Linked DNA regions of Homo sapiens: region 2 is linked to region 1. Evidence: chromatin contacts called from ENCODE Hi-C or POLR2A ChIA-PET data. All regions are on one chromosome and are shown on one strand. Each heading gives the region's core, a stretch centred on a gene start or an enhancer-like site at or near the end of the contact. The rest is flanking DNA. Distances are from core to core; before and after follow the strand shown.

Region 1 (7,535 bases), core at 2,676-5,175:
CTCCTCTCTCAGCCTCTCTTTGCTCCTACCCACCCACCACCATGCTCAACTTTAAAAAGAAGACTAAACAGTAAACATTTATCTGCATGTTTTTTTTTTCCTGTACCCACATTTTCTTTTCTTTTTTGACCTAACAGACCTACCATCAGCAGTTTTTATGATGTAAACCCACTTTCTCCTTGTTGGGACGAATAGCATGTTAGAAGTACAGCTACATCTACCCACATGAATATATCTTAGATGATAATGTTTAGCAAAAAAAAAAAAAAAGTTGCATCATGATATCATTTTGTTTAAGTTTTAAAGTCTGCAAAACAATTCTTTGGAATGATTGTGAGTTCATGAATATGTAGTGAAAGCACATAACCATTGAATTCATGAAAGTTATTAACTACATGGAGAGAGAAGGAGAATGAGATTGGAAAGAGATATCCAGGGGCCCCTAAGTATGTTTATGATGTTTTATTTCTTCAAAAAGTAAGAGAAAGAAAAAGGTAAAGTTCTGAAGATAACATGGCATAATGCAAAAATTTGTTACAGCTAGATGGTGGGCTAACTATTCTAATATCCTCTATTATCAGTAGTTTTAAATGCTTTACAAGTCATTTAAAATTCAAAAGTGAAGCATCATTTACTATTATCAGCATTCACCCTTGATCTCCTGTTATTATACTGATGATTCACATTTATCAAAAAGGTTGAAAGGAAAGTTACAAGCACCAGTGATCAACAGAGGCGAATGTATCTCTTCCACATCTTCTATTTAAGGGCATAAATCTGCCAAATTTCTTCAAACAGGCATTGAAAATAAGGGTGAAGTGCTAGAAGTTTTTTGATCAACAAACTTTGACATGGCTTTCTCTGTGATCCAAAGTGAGCAACTGTAGCTTATTAAGCAATGGCAAGAAACAACTCATAGATAGGGTGGGGAAGTCAGAGATGATAGCAACTGATCAGAACCTATCCTCTCACCATGTGCAGTCCCCCCTGATTAGGGGAGTTCTGTGAGCAGTTGAGAGCCATCCCAGGGAACAGATGCTGCAGGCAGAGTCCACATGTAAGAATGCAGGTGCCTGGAGTAGTCAGAGTCAACGTTCATTATTGTGTCACTCCACACAAACTAGTCTGGCAGCTGTCCAGTGCTCAGTGCTATCAAGAGCCTTCTCCTTTCCTGTGTCCATTAGCCCTGAGGACTCACTGTTTTGGTGTCTGCTGTTAACTCTCACTTAAACAGACACAAGGCAGAAGCACCCCAGGAAACATAAGTACAGACTTCTCCAGACCAGTAAGGAATTAGGAGGAAGTGATGTAGGAGTGGCCCATATTAACTAACGATAAAACAGCCTGTAGTTACTGAAGGGTTATCAAAAGCCAGACCTTGTGCTAAGTCCATGAGAGGAATTATTAAATTTAATCCTCACAAAAGTTCCATGGGATAAGTACCACCATTAGATACAGTTTACAGCCAGGAAAACTGAGGTTCAAAAAACATGAGGGACTTGCCCAAGGTCACACAACTATTAAGTTGCTCCAGGATGGGTCTCATACTTTGTTCCTTTTCTCTAGGATAAATAGGGGAATCTGGAATGGGAATATCCAGATCGACTGGACTTGGACCTACAACACCAATATCAACCTCGCTAGGGAAAGGCCCTGACACATACAGGGAATAATATGGGGGAATGGCATGAAAAGTCTCGAGGGAGATACATAGCAGGCTAACTCTTGGTGAAAAGGTGAATGCGGGGTGCCAGCCAGTAATCAATGGCAAAAAGAAGGTGAAAGAATAAAGTAATTGAATGATAGTGTTATTATGATTTTGACCTTTTTCAATATTTTGTTTGTTTGTTTGTTTGTTTTCAGCTGCGTAACTCTGTTCTACAGGAAATCTTTGGCTGAAGGACGATGTCAACTAGAAGCAGAGCCGCTCTAGGTAGGAATGAGGGAACATGAGCAGAGCTCTCTGAGGCACCTCTACACAGCAGTTTACAACCCTAAAATTGTATATATGATTAAATGGAGGCCCAGGGAGAGCGCGAGTTATACTGGGGTCATCAAAATGGAATTAACAATGGTGAATTTTATTGTGCTCAACTAACTGTGCACCAGACTGTTTCACCATTTCACATGTAGACTTAATCTCCACCACAGCTCTATGAAGAAGACATAATCATGTCATAAAAGCTACAGATAAGGAAACTGAAACACAGAGAAGTTAAATAAGTTGTCGAGGCAAGTAAAAGAACCAAGATAAAATCCAGACACTTTGGCCTCAAAGACCAAGTGAGTAGCCAAGATGACAACTGCATAACTAGAGCTAGAGGAAGTCAGATCTAGAACCCCGATCTCCGACCAGTGGTCCTGCACGTCTCCCTCCATGCTGTTTCTACTCTCATGGGGCACAATGACAATAGGACTTAGGGGGAGGGACTGAAAAGTGTTTACATCTGAGAAATCTGGAGAAGCGAAATTGTTCATAGCTAAAGTCGTGCCTTTTGTGCCAAGGGCATCATTTGGGGGGACACTCCCTGCTGTAGGTGCCAAGGTGCCTAGATCAAGACTTCAAGCAGAGGAAGCAGAATATGGTTGTTTTGGGTTCACTTTAATGACCTCAAGTGCCTTCTACAAGCCCAAGTCATAAGACTAAAGAAGAAAGTTGTCTGTCAGAGAGTAGAAAGCCCTCAGCTAGGGGATGCTCCTTAGCTCCTTCTCTCAGGAACCATGGTGGAGCTCCAGGAAGACACAGAGTTCTAACAAGGGTTAGGAATGATTCCTTGGAGCAATGTTCCCCTATCTCCCAAGCAAGCCTCCCCCCACCAATCTAACCCCACATTTCCCCAAAGCCACCACTCATCCTGATAAACACCACACAAGAGAACACAGGGCCCTACCTTGATTCTCCTCTGAAAAAAAGCAAGAAGGTTGCTTCAGGGAGACCAACCAGCCTGGTTGGCCTGGAACTGACATATCCCAGCAAATTCCTCAGTCCCAGGCAAACCATAATGGCTGGTCACCCTAAGTCACTCTCCCATGAGTTGACAATTTCTTAGAGCAACAACTCTCCATTGCCTCAACTTGATGCACACACTCACACATGCACTCACACACAAATCACTCTGTAATAGGTGGAGGCAGGAAACTGCCTGTTTTTCTCCAGTAACAGCAACCCTGACAAAAATAGGCTTGAATGACTAAGGCCAAGTTTATGGCCACCCATAGGCCACAGAGGAACTCACTGCCTGAACTTTCTTCCTGTCCTGGGGGGATCTCGGGAAGAAAGGAAGGAAGGGCTTAGTCACACCCTGGGAGTGGCAGCCAGGAGCAGTGCTGCTCAGCTCCTGACAGAGTAAACTCAAAGGCTCTTTCTTCAGGAAAAAATAGATGCTTCCAGGCTTTGCTCCCTTTTTACAGAGCCAGCATGACAAACACTTACCCAGGGAGGAAGGAGAGGCAGCCAGAAAGCACAATCATCTCCCCATCTTTGGGAGAAAAGTTTCTCCAACCCAGCAGGTCCCTGAGCCTCTACTGGACCATCCACTTTGGCCAAGCCACAGGCCAAGGGCCCCCTGGGAAACTCACCTGGGCCCCGGGTCAGACTCCGCTCCCTGGGGATGCAGAAGCAGCCACCCATGTGTGTACCATCCTACCCTGGCCGAGGCCCTTGGGAACACAGGCCAGAAGAGTGCTGCAAGGGACAGCCTCCCAACGGTGTCCCTCCTCCCGCCTCCTCCCTGGCACACGAGGGACCGAGGCCTGCTCAATGCACAATGCAGCCTTTGATATCCCGGCTACAGCAGGAGGCCCAGGGAGGGTGGGAGGGGCAGCCCAGCCCAGCCTGCAGGCCCACAGCTCCTGCACTGTCAGGCCTGGGGAACAGGGCTCCTCCCTGCCTCTCAGCAGATCGCTTCATGCCTATCAGCCTGCAGCACATTCCTCGCATTCTAGGATTGAGATACACAGTTTGGTTCTTGTGAGGGCAGCCAGGGCTGGGGAGGAGGGCAGAGAACATCCCAGAGATCAAGACTGCTCTTCTTGCTCCCTCCCCGACTGACTTGGCCCACACTGACTGGCCTGCCACCCCTTTACAGTGATCTCCACCCAGTCTCTCTCTGCAAAGGCCTCCCTTGGCTCTCTGATAAAGTTGGAGCTGTGGGTGCAGCATTTCACTTGGACCTAGCAGCATCAATGAGCCAGCTCCTCACTGGGGAACATGCAAACCCCCAGCTGCTGGTGTGCAGGAAAAGAATCCAGGAGATCACCTGATGAAGCCCAGCATTTTACAGGTGAGGGGATGGAGAACCAAATACATCAAAGGATGGGGAGAGGTTGGTCAATAGGTAAAAGGTTAGAGTTACATAGGAGGAGTAAGTTCTAGTGTTCTATTGCACAGTAGGGGGACTACAGTTAATAACGTATTGTATATTTCAACATAGAAGAGAGGATTTTGAATGTTCTCACCACAAAAAAACAATGATGTTTGAGATGATGGATATGATAATTACCTTGATTTGTTCATTACACAATACATAGATATATTGAAACATCACATTCTAGCCCATAAATGTGTAGAATTATTATGTGTCAATTAAAAATAAAACTAAAAGAAAAAATACAGCAAGTCTACAGGTATGCAAGCAAAACTGGTCCCACAAGACTAACCTCTTTCCTGTTTCAGATAGGCAGTGGAGCAGGGGAATCCAGTTGACACTGTGGCTAAATTTCAGAAAACCTCCCATGAGATCTTGCAAAGGAGATGGAGAAAATATGGCTGAATGCCAGCAAGGTAGGACGGAAGCATGACTGCTCTAACAACCAAGCTCAAAGAGCACTGCTCACCCAATGTTTCCTTCATGACTAGAGCAAAGTGGTGAAAGGACCCTGGTGAGAGGCCCAAAGAACAGGAGGTGTGAGCCAAGAGAAGGTCCTGCCAGGCCTATGTTGCAGGCTATTTGGAGGCTGAACTTGAGGTCAGTATCACCAGCATTTTTAGGACGGCAGTGGCCTGATCAAGTTTATATTCTGAGAGGAGCACTTGGGTGACCAGGTGAAGAATGGCCTAGGGGTCAGTCCCACCAGAGATCAGGAGTATCCACCTCACACACCAGCCTAGCCCCAGAGGACAGGGTCTTGAGCCTGTCTCTGAAGCACTGCTCCCGTCTCCATCCTGACTCATCCTGAGACACAGTTACTGAATGTTTACTGTGGGCCAGGCTCTCACTGTACATTATTCTATTCAAATCCCATAACAGCCCCATAATGTAGGCATCATTTCTACTTTGTAAGTGAGGAAACGGATAAAGAGGAGTGTATAACTTGTCCAACTCCCTCCCTTCTCCCACCATTTATGAATGTCAGAGTCAAGACTGAGCAAGGTCTAGTTGATTCCACAGCCCAGAAGAATCACGTTTCTGATACATGGGATACATTGTGGGTTCTCCCATGACTACTAGGACACACAATGAGAAAGGCCTAGGAAGGACTGAAACCTCTGGAGCCAGCTAACCATTTACACAAAGCCCAGGAGATGAGAGCTGGGGCAGGGAGTAGAGCGCAGGAGGGATGGGGTCTCTCTGATCACATTGCCACCGGGGAGGATGTTTTCTCTGTGCAGGTCTATTTAAAGTATCTACTTCCCATACGTTTCTCATGTGTTTCCCTTACTGAAGTACAGTGTTTTTGAATATGAATTCAAATGTTTTCTTGGGCCCACAATGAAAGGACAAGAGTTTCTTTAGAAAACAGCCACTTAAAACTGGGATGTACTTGAAAGTCAGGCAGTGACAAGAAGCCCCATGCTCTAACTTACACACGCTGACAGATGCGCAGACTTATCATTGCTCCTTGGCTGGTCTGCACACCAACCACTCTTACACAGGTACAACAACAATCAGACTATAAATGATCAAAATCAACTATTGAAAGGATCCCAGGCCATGTGTCAGAGATGACACCCTAGGCAGTTGGCTAACACACACATTGCAGCAGGTCTTAAATGAATAGTCCATTCTGGATAAAGTCATTGCTTCCCTTGAGATGCAAGAAACTGTGCTGTTCTGCTCCTGGGTAGCCTGATGAATTGACTAGAGCAAAGAGACTTCCAGCAGGAGCAAAGGCCCTGAAGTAGGAACTTGCTTAGCATGTTAAAGGAAGTGTGGCTGAAGGCTAGTGAGGTAGGTGAGGGCACAGAGATGAAGTCAGAGAAAGCAGCAGGAGACCAAACAGTGTAGGGCCTTAGAGGTCATCTAAGGACTCCAGTTTTTACTCTGAATGAGGTAAGAGCCAATGGAGGACACTAAAGAGAAGAGTAACATGCATGACTTACGGTTTTAAAGGGTCAGCCTGGCTCATGGGCTATAGATGGAACTCCAGATATGCAGCAATTGTAACATCCAGCAGAGAGATGATAATGTCTTGAACCAAAGTGCTATTGGTAGAGGTGATGAAAAGGGTTTAGGTATTAGACACATTTTGAAATAAGGGTGTATTAGTCAAGGTACTCCAGAGAAACAGGACCAATAAAAGTTGAGAAAAAAAAAAATTAACAAATTGGCTCCTGTGAGGGTTGGCAAATCTGAAATCCATAGGGCAGGCCAGCAGTCTGGAGACTCAAGTAAGAGTTGCTATTGCAGTCTTTAGTCAAAATTCCACAGAGCAGCAGACTAGAGACTCATATAAGTTTCCCATGTTGCAGTCAAGAATTCTTGAGAAGAATTTCTTCTTTTTCAGGAAACTTCAGTCTTCAGTCTTAAGGCCTTCAACTGATTGGAAGGCCCCCAGTCAGCTAGTGGGAAGACCCATGCACATTAGAGAGGGTAATCTGCTTTGTTCACTGTCTACTGATGTCAATGTTAATTATCTTTAAAAAAAAATACCTTCAACATCTATTTTGTTCTTTGGTCAAACAACTGGCCACCATAACCTAGCCAAGAGAACACATGAAATTAACCATCACAGAGACCCATGAGGATGTGTTGATACATTGAATGTATGAGAGGAAAAAAAAAAATCTACTTTAGAGTAGTTCTGATTTTTTTTATCTGAACAACTGAAATAATTTAATAATTATTGAAATGTTAAATGCTAGGAGAAAAGAAGCTTTGTGAATTGAAACCAGGAGTTTGGTTTTGTATATGTAATATTTAATAGTCCTTTAGTATATCCAAGCAAATGTAGACAAAGCAATCTGGAGTTCATGGAGAAGTTAAAAGCTGAAGGTAAGTATTTGGGAGTTGTCACTGTGTAGAGGGTATGTAAAGTTAGAAGACCAAGCAAGATCTCTTAAGGCAGAAAGTGGAGGATAGAATACAGAGGATATATCAAGAATGAGCCCTACAAGCACATTAATTTTTATATGAATAAGAAAGGAGTAGAAACCAGCAAAAGCGATAGAGAAATAGTGGCCAGTGAGACGATATGCACCAAGAGCATAAGATGGTACAGAATTCAAGTGAAGAAAGTGTTTCAAGAGCAGAAGGTGATTAACTATGTCAAATGCTGCTAATAAGTAAGATGTGCACAGAGAATTTACCACTGGA
Region 2 (7,535 bases), core at 2,387-4,886, 160 kb after region 1:
AAACTGGGGGCCACGCTATGTGCCAGGCTCTCTGCTACATGTTGGGCATTCAGAGATGAGTGAGGCAAGCATGCTTGCTGTCCTGGTGGAGTTCACTCTCTGGAAAGAGAAACCAACAGTGCCAAATAGAAGTGTAAACATTCAATGACAAGCTGTGACAAGTGCTGCACAGAGAAAGTTTTGAACAATGGGCATGTGTTATAAAGCCCCTGCTCTAGTCTGGGAAGCCAGGGAAGGTGCCCCTAAAAAGGGATATTTCAAGCCAAGACCTTGAAAATGAGTAGGAGGTGGGAGGCTGAAAAGGGCAGGAAGATTGAGGAGGCAGTGAGAACAGTGAGTGCAAAGGCCCTCCCTGGGTGGGTGGAAGCAGAACGAGGTGGAGAAACTGAGGCAGGCCCACTTACCTGGCACACAGAGAGCAACCATATGCCACAAGGTCCTCATGAACATTAGAGGAGAGAGTGAATGTGAAGGCACTGGGGACTCCATAAAGCAACTTATATAAGAGAGAGAGAGTGTTGGGATGCCTGCAAAGCTTACAAACCCAGCCTTGTCAGTTCTGGAGCTGGACACAGCATGGTACTGGCAAATGGTCCTTGGGAGATTCTTTGGGTGAGTTTGTTTGTGTTTTAATTGCTATGTGATGGCTTTCTGATGGGCTCTAATTGGGAGAAGTCTGACGTCTGTCTGGAGGAGAACTTCTGGGGCCCCAGGAGACAAGAGCAAGTTTTATTTGTTTTAAGTTCTGTTGTGTATTCAATCTTTTAACTGTGTTTGTAAAGATGCCAAATATCTAATCTGTTTGTTATCCAAACCCTTCATTTGGGCTTCACCAGGAAATTAGGTCACTCATTTTGTGCAGCAAAATAATGGCCAAAATGCTGCAGGTTCAGGGCAAAACTTATACTGAAATCCCAAAGGTTGCAGTTACTAGATCAGTGAGAGTTTTTTTAAAATCCCAAATGTGGTTCATGAGACAAATTTTGCTCTTGTTCTAAATGTGCCTGTACCCAGGAAAAGGGAGAAAATAGACTCTTCTTCTACCCTTCTGTCTACACCAAATACCCTCCTGTTCTAAGACCTGAGACAATAACCCTGGAATTACGTAAGTTCAGCTGCACATTTTAAAACAATTCGCTGTTATCATTTGTATATTTAACTAAAACCCACAAGGCAGGAAATCATTTATAAAATACTGGACAAACCTCACTCTGCTAAAGAAAAGTATTATAACAAATTATAGGTCTCACCAATAATAATGATAATAATAAAAATATTAATAATAATAAAATGCCATCATTTTATTATTATTATTAATAATATAATTATTATTTGTTGGTATACTTTGAGCATTTACTATGTGCCAAGTACTGTACTAAGAGTTTGAAACACAGTATCCCATTTTATCCTCACGACAACCCTGTCAGCTAAAAACTATTAATGTCCTCATTTTAGAGGATGAGAATGAAAGTTTCAAGAGCATACGCCACTTAGCCAAAGTGGGCCTGTCTTGCTAGGGTTCTTGGAGGCAATTTTCTTACATCTATATTACCAGAATTCTTAAACTGGTTCATGGTCAGCCTTTTGAACTCTATGAGTCTTCTGAAATTGCTTGCTAAATTTTGCATGCTAGGTGTGTTTCTTTAGGCAGAGGGTCCATAGCTTTCATCAGATTTTCAGAGGTGTCCATGGGCCAAAATAAAGTGAAGAGACTTGGTTCTGTGTTAACACAAATCCGAAACGGAGTCTCAAAAGCTTGTTTTGATAATTACACCAAACCCCAAACCCTTCTCTTGTGTAACTGAATCTATTTCAGATTACTTTTTTTTTTTTTTTTTTTTTTTTAGCTCAGAGGATACAAGGTCCTGGTTTCAGGAGCTGTGTATTTCTGGCATGGCTGGGTTGTAACTCAGAAAAGGTGCACTAAGCTGAGAGATGTTCAAGTGAGGGCCTCCCATTGTTATGGGTTGTGGAACGCCAGCCCTCAGTCATCATCTACGCATTTCATGAAACCACCCTCTAAAAGGCACTACTGTAGTATTGGTTGCTATAATTTCGTAGTTTAGCATTATTACTTTAAATTGGATCTCTCTACTGACAGCTTAGGTTGTAGGAGTTATGCTTAAAAACTTTAAATCTTATGTTTCCCCAATCCTACTACCTAATTTTAGATTTTTCAGACATATTCTGTTACTGTACTAAATTGATACTTCCTGAAGTCTGACTCTACTAAGCATATTTCATTTTAAATAGAGTATATTTTAATTTTTGGCGAGCTGCCATTTTTTTTTTTATTTAGATTTTAAGGGTTACCAAGCATCTTGAATCATATAGAAAGTATTACAGTGTAGTAGCTTAAGGTTTGTATTTCTAAAGTTTGTTTCCAGCTTCTCCTCTCAGGTCACCACAGACTCATGCCGATGTGGCCATTTTCTCGCCTGTCACATGTCACATCGACTTCAGCAGTCAATTTGTCCATGTTGGTCAGAATTAGGTCTAGAGTAGCAATTTCCCGGCTTACTTCCTCTATTTTCTGAGAAACAAAATTGCCTGCTGGGCAAGTCAAGAACTTGTCAGATATTCAGGTTTTAGCTCGATGAGACATTTTATTAGTCTAGACATTTTAGGTGACAGAAACCTAACTCAAGCTATGTTAGGCAAAAGAAGATTGATCAGCTCACAGAACTAAGAAGCGTCTAGGAGCAGCACAGCTGGGTCGAGGGGCCCGTGAGCACCATCAGGTGGTTCTTCTCCCTGTTTCTTTTTGTGTTTGGCCCCATGCTCTCCTGCCCAGACTGGCTGTCTCCATGCAGTAGGACAGAGGGCCTGGCCAGCCCCCTGCCACCATCAGTACAGAGAGGCAGCATGTCCCGCTAAGCTCAGCAGAGAAGTTCCAGAGAGTCTGAGGACCTGTTGCCCACACTCAGGCCAGGGTGGGGAGACAGAGACGGACAAGCAGGTTAGACATCCAAGCTCCCTAACCCCCAACTTCCCATCTGTAAAGAGGGATGAGGCTAGGCTCCATCTCACAAGGCTGTTGTGAAGATTAAATGAACTAATGAATGCATGGTAAAGACTCAGCACAGGGACTAGCATTGCTGGTTCTGCCAGTCTGAGCTCATGATAATCAGCCAGTTATATAGAAATGGCCATTCCCATGTTGCAATGCAGTAGTAAGTGCTTGCTGTTGTCAATATTATCAGCATTTTTAAGAATACTTAGCATAAGGTGCAGCATATATACTCAATAAATGGCAGTTATTATTTTTTATATTTAAGCACTATTGTTATAAAGTGTGTGACACAAGGCCTGGTATCGACACTCTATAAATATTAGTTATAATAGTAACAATAGGAATAATAAGAATACTTAGGGCCTGGCACATACTAAGCACTCAATATACTTTAATTACTGTCCCAACTGTTATTATCAGCACCTATTATTTCTCGTGAATTACAAGGCACCTCAGAATTGCCATTTTCCCCTTCTCATCCTGCCCGATATCCTCCATGGTAACCAGCCTCATGGTAACTAAACACTTTTCTCCCTCCAACCTCTTTATTAAGCTTCAGGCCCACTTCATCATGTCAGCTCCAGGCAAGTAGGTCTTTCCCACTTCTCCCGAGGTGCCCTTGTCCCTGGGCACAAGCCCAACCTCCCAGGAGGGTGCGCTGGCAACCAAGCCAGGCTTCTGTTCAGTGACTCCACCTGCATAGCCAGCCTGCCATGTGCTGCAGCCCCCTCGCTCACCCAGGCCCCAGCTCCCTGCTCCCCTCAAGTCTCCCTTTTACTGCTCTCCCCTTACCCAAACTAGATCCTGGCACACAGATTATTTTTGTAGGTGGAGGAGAGGAGACAATAAGAACAACAATACCCAACACTTATATAGTCCCTGACATAGGCGGACACCGTTCTAAGTGCTGGGCATGGATTAACTCATTAATCCTCAAACCAAACCTATGAGGCAGATACTGTTGTCATCCCTGTTTTATAAATAGGGAAACCAAGGCACAGAGAGGCAACTGACTTGCTCTAGACAATGCAGCTAGTAAATGATGTAGCCAGGATTGGAACCCCTTAAGAATATTACATGAAATGATGCACAGAGTGCCTGATACCAGTAAAGATTTACTAACACCCAAGATTATAATGATCACACTGTTGTTATTACAGGGCAGATTCAACAGCAGTGTTCACTCCTCTCTCTGGCCGAGTTTGGCACTTTCAGTAGCAAAGGAGGAACAGAGTGCCTTGGTCTACAGAAGCAATTCACCTGCTGGGAGGAGAGGAGTGGGAAATTTTTTATGTTAATGTAAAATTCTCATAACACAAAATTAACCATTTTAAAGCGCACAATTCGGTAGCTTTTAGTGCATTCACAATGTTGTACAACCCCCACCTCTATCTAGTTCCAAATCATTTTCATCACTTCAAAAGGAAACCTCATACATGCCATTAAGCAGTCATTTCCCATTCCTCTGTCCCCGAACCCCTGGCAGTCACCAATCTGTTTTCTGTCTCTATGGATTTGCCAATTTTGTATAGCTCTTACAGATGGAACCATACAATATATGTTCTTTTGTGACTGGCTTCTCACCCTGAGAATAATGCTTTCTAGGTTCATCCGTATAATAGCAGGTATCAGCAGGTCATTCCTTTTATGGCTGAACAATATTCCATTTTTGGATCTACCACATTTTTTATGTGGATGAAGATTTTTTAAAAAAATTTTTATTTCCATAGGTAATTGGGGAACAGGATGGTGTTTGGAAGTTCTTCAGTGACGTTTTGTGAGATTTTAGTGCACCCATCACCTGAGTGGTATACAATGCACCCAATTTGTAGTCTTTTATCCCCTACCCCTTTCCCAGCCTTTCCCCCTGAGCCCCAAAAGTCCATTGTGTCATTCTTATGCTTTTGCATCCTCATAGCTTAGCTCTCACTTATGAATGAGAACATACAATGTTTGGTTTTCCATTCCCGAGTTACTTTACTTAGAATAATGGCCTCCAATTTCATCTGGGTTGCTGCAAATGCCATTATTTTGTTTCCTTTATGGCTGAGTAGTATTCCATCATATATACATATATATATATATATGTATGTATGTATATAATATGTGTGTGTGTGTGTGTGTGTGTGTATATATATATATATATATATATATATATATATATATATATATATCACAGTTTCTTTATCTACTCATTGATTGATGGGCATTTGGGTTGGTTTATGTGCATGGAGATTTTAAAGGAGCAGTTCCAAGGTTCCTCCCAGTCTATTGCCACAAAGATAGTGCTGCTGTCATAAAGGCAGAGGTCTGAGAAACCTCATCCTGCTATGGTGAAAAAAAAATCCAGAGGCCAGGCGCAGTGGCTCACACCTGTAATCCCAGCAGTTTGAAGACTGAGGAGGGTGGATCATGAGGTCAGGATATCGAGACCATCCTGGCTAACATGGTGAAACCCCGTATCTACTAAAAATACAAAAAATTAGCCGAGTGTGGTGGCATGCACCTGTAGTCCCAGCTACTCGGGAGGCTGAGGCAGGAGAATCGCTTGAACCTGGGGGCAGAGGTTGCAGTGAGCCTAGATCACACCACTCCCCTCCAGCCTGGTGATAAAGCGAGACTCCGTCTCAAAACAAAAAAAGAAATCCAGAGAGGAAACCTGCCGTAAGAGAATGCCCTAGCTAGGGTCAAGGCCAAAAACTCCAATGCCCACGTCAAGGAGTGGGAAGGGCTGGGAGTCAGAAAGTAGGGAGGGTCACTGGTGACCTGCAGTATCTAAAAACCTTCAGACTCAGAACTGTTTAAAATCATGCTTACTAAACAGAACCGTCCAATGGACCACTTTCAATCACTGTACTTGTAACCTCTAGAATGCCAACATTCTAGAAGACTATGATACCAACTCCAGCTTTGGCATTAAAAAACAAAAAGCATTGGCCGGGCATGGTGGCTCATCCCTGTAATCCCAGCACTTTGGGAGGCCGAGGCGGGCAGATCACCTGAGGTTGGGAGTTTGAGACCAGCCTGGCCAACACAGAGAAACCCCATCTCTACTAAAAATACAAAATTAGCCGGGTGTTGTAGTGCATGTCTGTAATCCCAGCTACTCAGGAGGCTGAGGCAGGAGAATCACTTGAACCCAGGAGGCAGAGGTTGCAATGAGCCAAGATCGTGCCATTGCACTCCAGCCTGGGCAATAAGAGCGAAACTCCATCTCAAAAAAAAAAAAAAAAAAAAAAGCCTTGGCAAATTTAACATCAGGGTGTAGCAGAGAGGTGGGTGGCTTCCCCAACATTAAATCAGCCCCAAATGTTACAGGTGTGGAGTGTGCTATAACCAATCAGAGAGATAAGACTGACTGCTGACTCTGCTAACGATTAAAAATGGCCTTAATACCTGGCTGACAGATAGTTTTGGAGATTAACATCTCTATCTCTGAGTCAGCTGATACAGAAATAGCTAATCCTTCACTTCCATAACCTTCATAGTAGGTTTTAACTGCAGAGCCTGGAATTGTGGGTGACAATCTCAGAGGACAGGAGGAAGTGACTCATGGAACCAGGAGTTGAACAAGCAGAAAATGTTGTACTCTTACAAAAAGCTAGAGCTCTGCCTTATAAAATTGGTTTCTTTATCACATAACATTCCAAGAAAATAAATTTAGAGTGTTATCTGGTATTTAGCCCTGTGGTTCTCAAATTATGAGTCATAAAATCACCTGGGGAGCTTGTTAAATCACAGATTCCCAGGTCCCACCTCCAGGGAGTTGGCGTCAGTGGCTTCTGCAGGGGGGCCCAGGAATCTGAATTTTACCAGACTGCAAGACAGGTGATCCACAGGTCACAGTTTGACACACCCCAATATAGTGAATATGTTTGTAGACTCAGTCTGGAGTTGTGGCTGTCTAATCAGAGTCTAGATTGTACTACTTGTCCAAATCTCTGGGCCCAAGTTAGAGAAGCCAACTGCCTAAGATAGAATGCCATGTTTCTTTTGTTTATTTATTCACTCAATGAGTATTTATTGAGAATCTGCAGTTCCTGCAGATATATCTGTAGGTATAACAGACATGAATCCTCTCCTCATAGAATTTACATTCTTATCAGGATAAATGGGTGGGGCAAATAATTATCTTCTCGGTACAGTAAAACCTGTTAAGATGGAAACAGAATCTCTAAGGATTTGGGGGCTGGTAAACATCCCTTAGTGTAAGTACTGTGTGCTGAGTCTCCTTCCTAATATCACTGCTGAGCATTTATATACCCAATGTGTACTTAAACACTTTTAGGGACAAGGGCTTACTGTCAGTTGAATAAGGCCATTCAGTTCTTAGGTGTTAAATGTTCCTTGCCTGAACCTTCTGCCCTTAGTCCTAGTTCTACAAAACAAATGAATGCCTCTTCCTACAGAGAGTCATTAAAATCTGTAAAATCAGCTTTCACCATTCTGTTAAGTCTCTTCTTCAGGGTAAAGACCCAGCCTTAGAATTGCATTTGAGTCCCCTTCCTAGGATAGTCACCAT

What was found. A loop is a pair of places that touch in the nucleus more often than their neighbours do. ChIA-PET counts read pairs that join two places held with the same protein, here RNA polymerase II (POLR2A). Pooled maps may share reads with other maps.
Region 2: a map of heart left ventricle shows a loop between it and region 1 (2.6-fold over the local background). The contact joins the enhancer-like site here to the promoter of SH3TC2-DT in region 1. A Hi-C loop is called at or near these places in 5 of 168 maps with a recorded cell type or tissue (HepG2, IMR-90, PC-3 and 2 more) and 7 of 50 pooled maps. POLR2A ChIA-PET finds 5 or more read pairs at or near these places in 2 of 52 experiments (WTC11 and activated CD4-positive, alpha-beta T cell).

The regions. Positions count from the first base shown.
Region 1 is chr5:149,059,392-149,066,926 of GRCh38, forward strand. SH3TC2-DT (SH3TC2 divergent transcript) reads left to right here and starts at 3,926. Exons shown (of 3, transcript NR_122044.1): 1 at 3,926-4,283; 2 at 4,859-4,967. It overlaps SH3TC2 (SH3 domain and tetratricopeptide repeats 2), which reads right to left and starts at 3,671. Exons shown (of 17, transcript NM_024577.4): 1 at 3,580-3,671. The coding sequence starts at 3,631. MIR584 (microRNA 584) reads right to left here and starts at 3,018; the gene lies at 2,922-3,018. RefSeq lists a silencer at 3,635-3,929.
Region 2 is chr5:149,220,841-149,228,375 of GRCh38, forward strand. All of the region lies in intron 8 of ABLIM3 (actin binding LIM protein family member 3), which reads left to right. Among named protein-coding and RNA genes, the nearest start is that of AFAP1L1, 47 kb to the right of the region's middle. Within about 2 kb of position 3,637, at least 4 of the 41 ENCODE cell types and tissues checked have a DNase peak (open chromatin) inside an H3K27ac peak, as active enhancers do; they include heart left ventricle, where a contact is called at or near this core.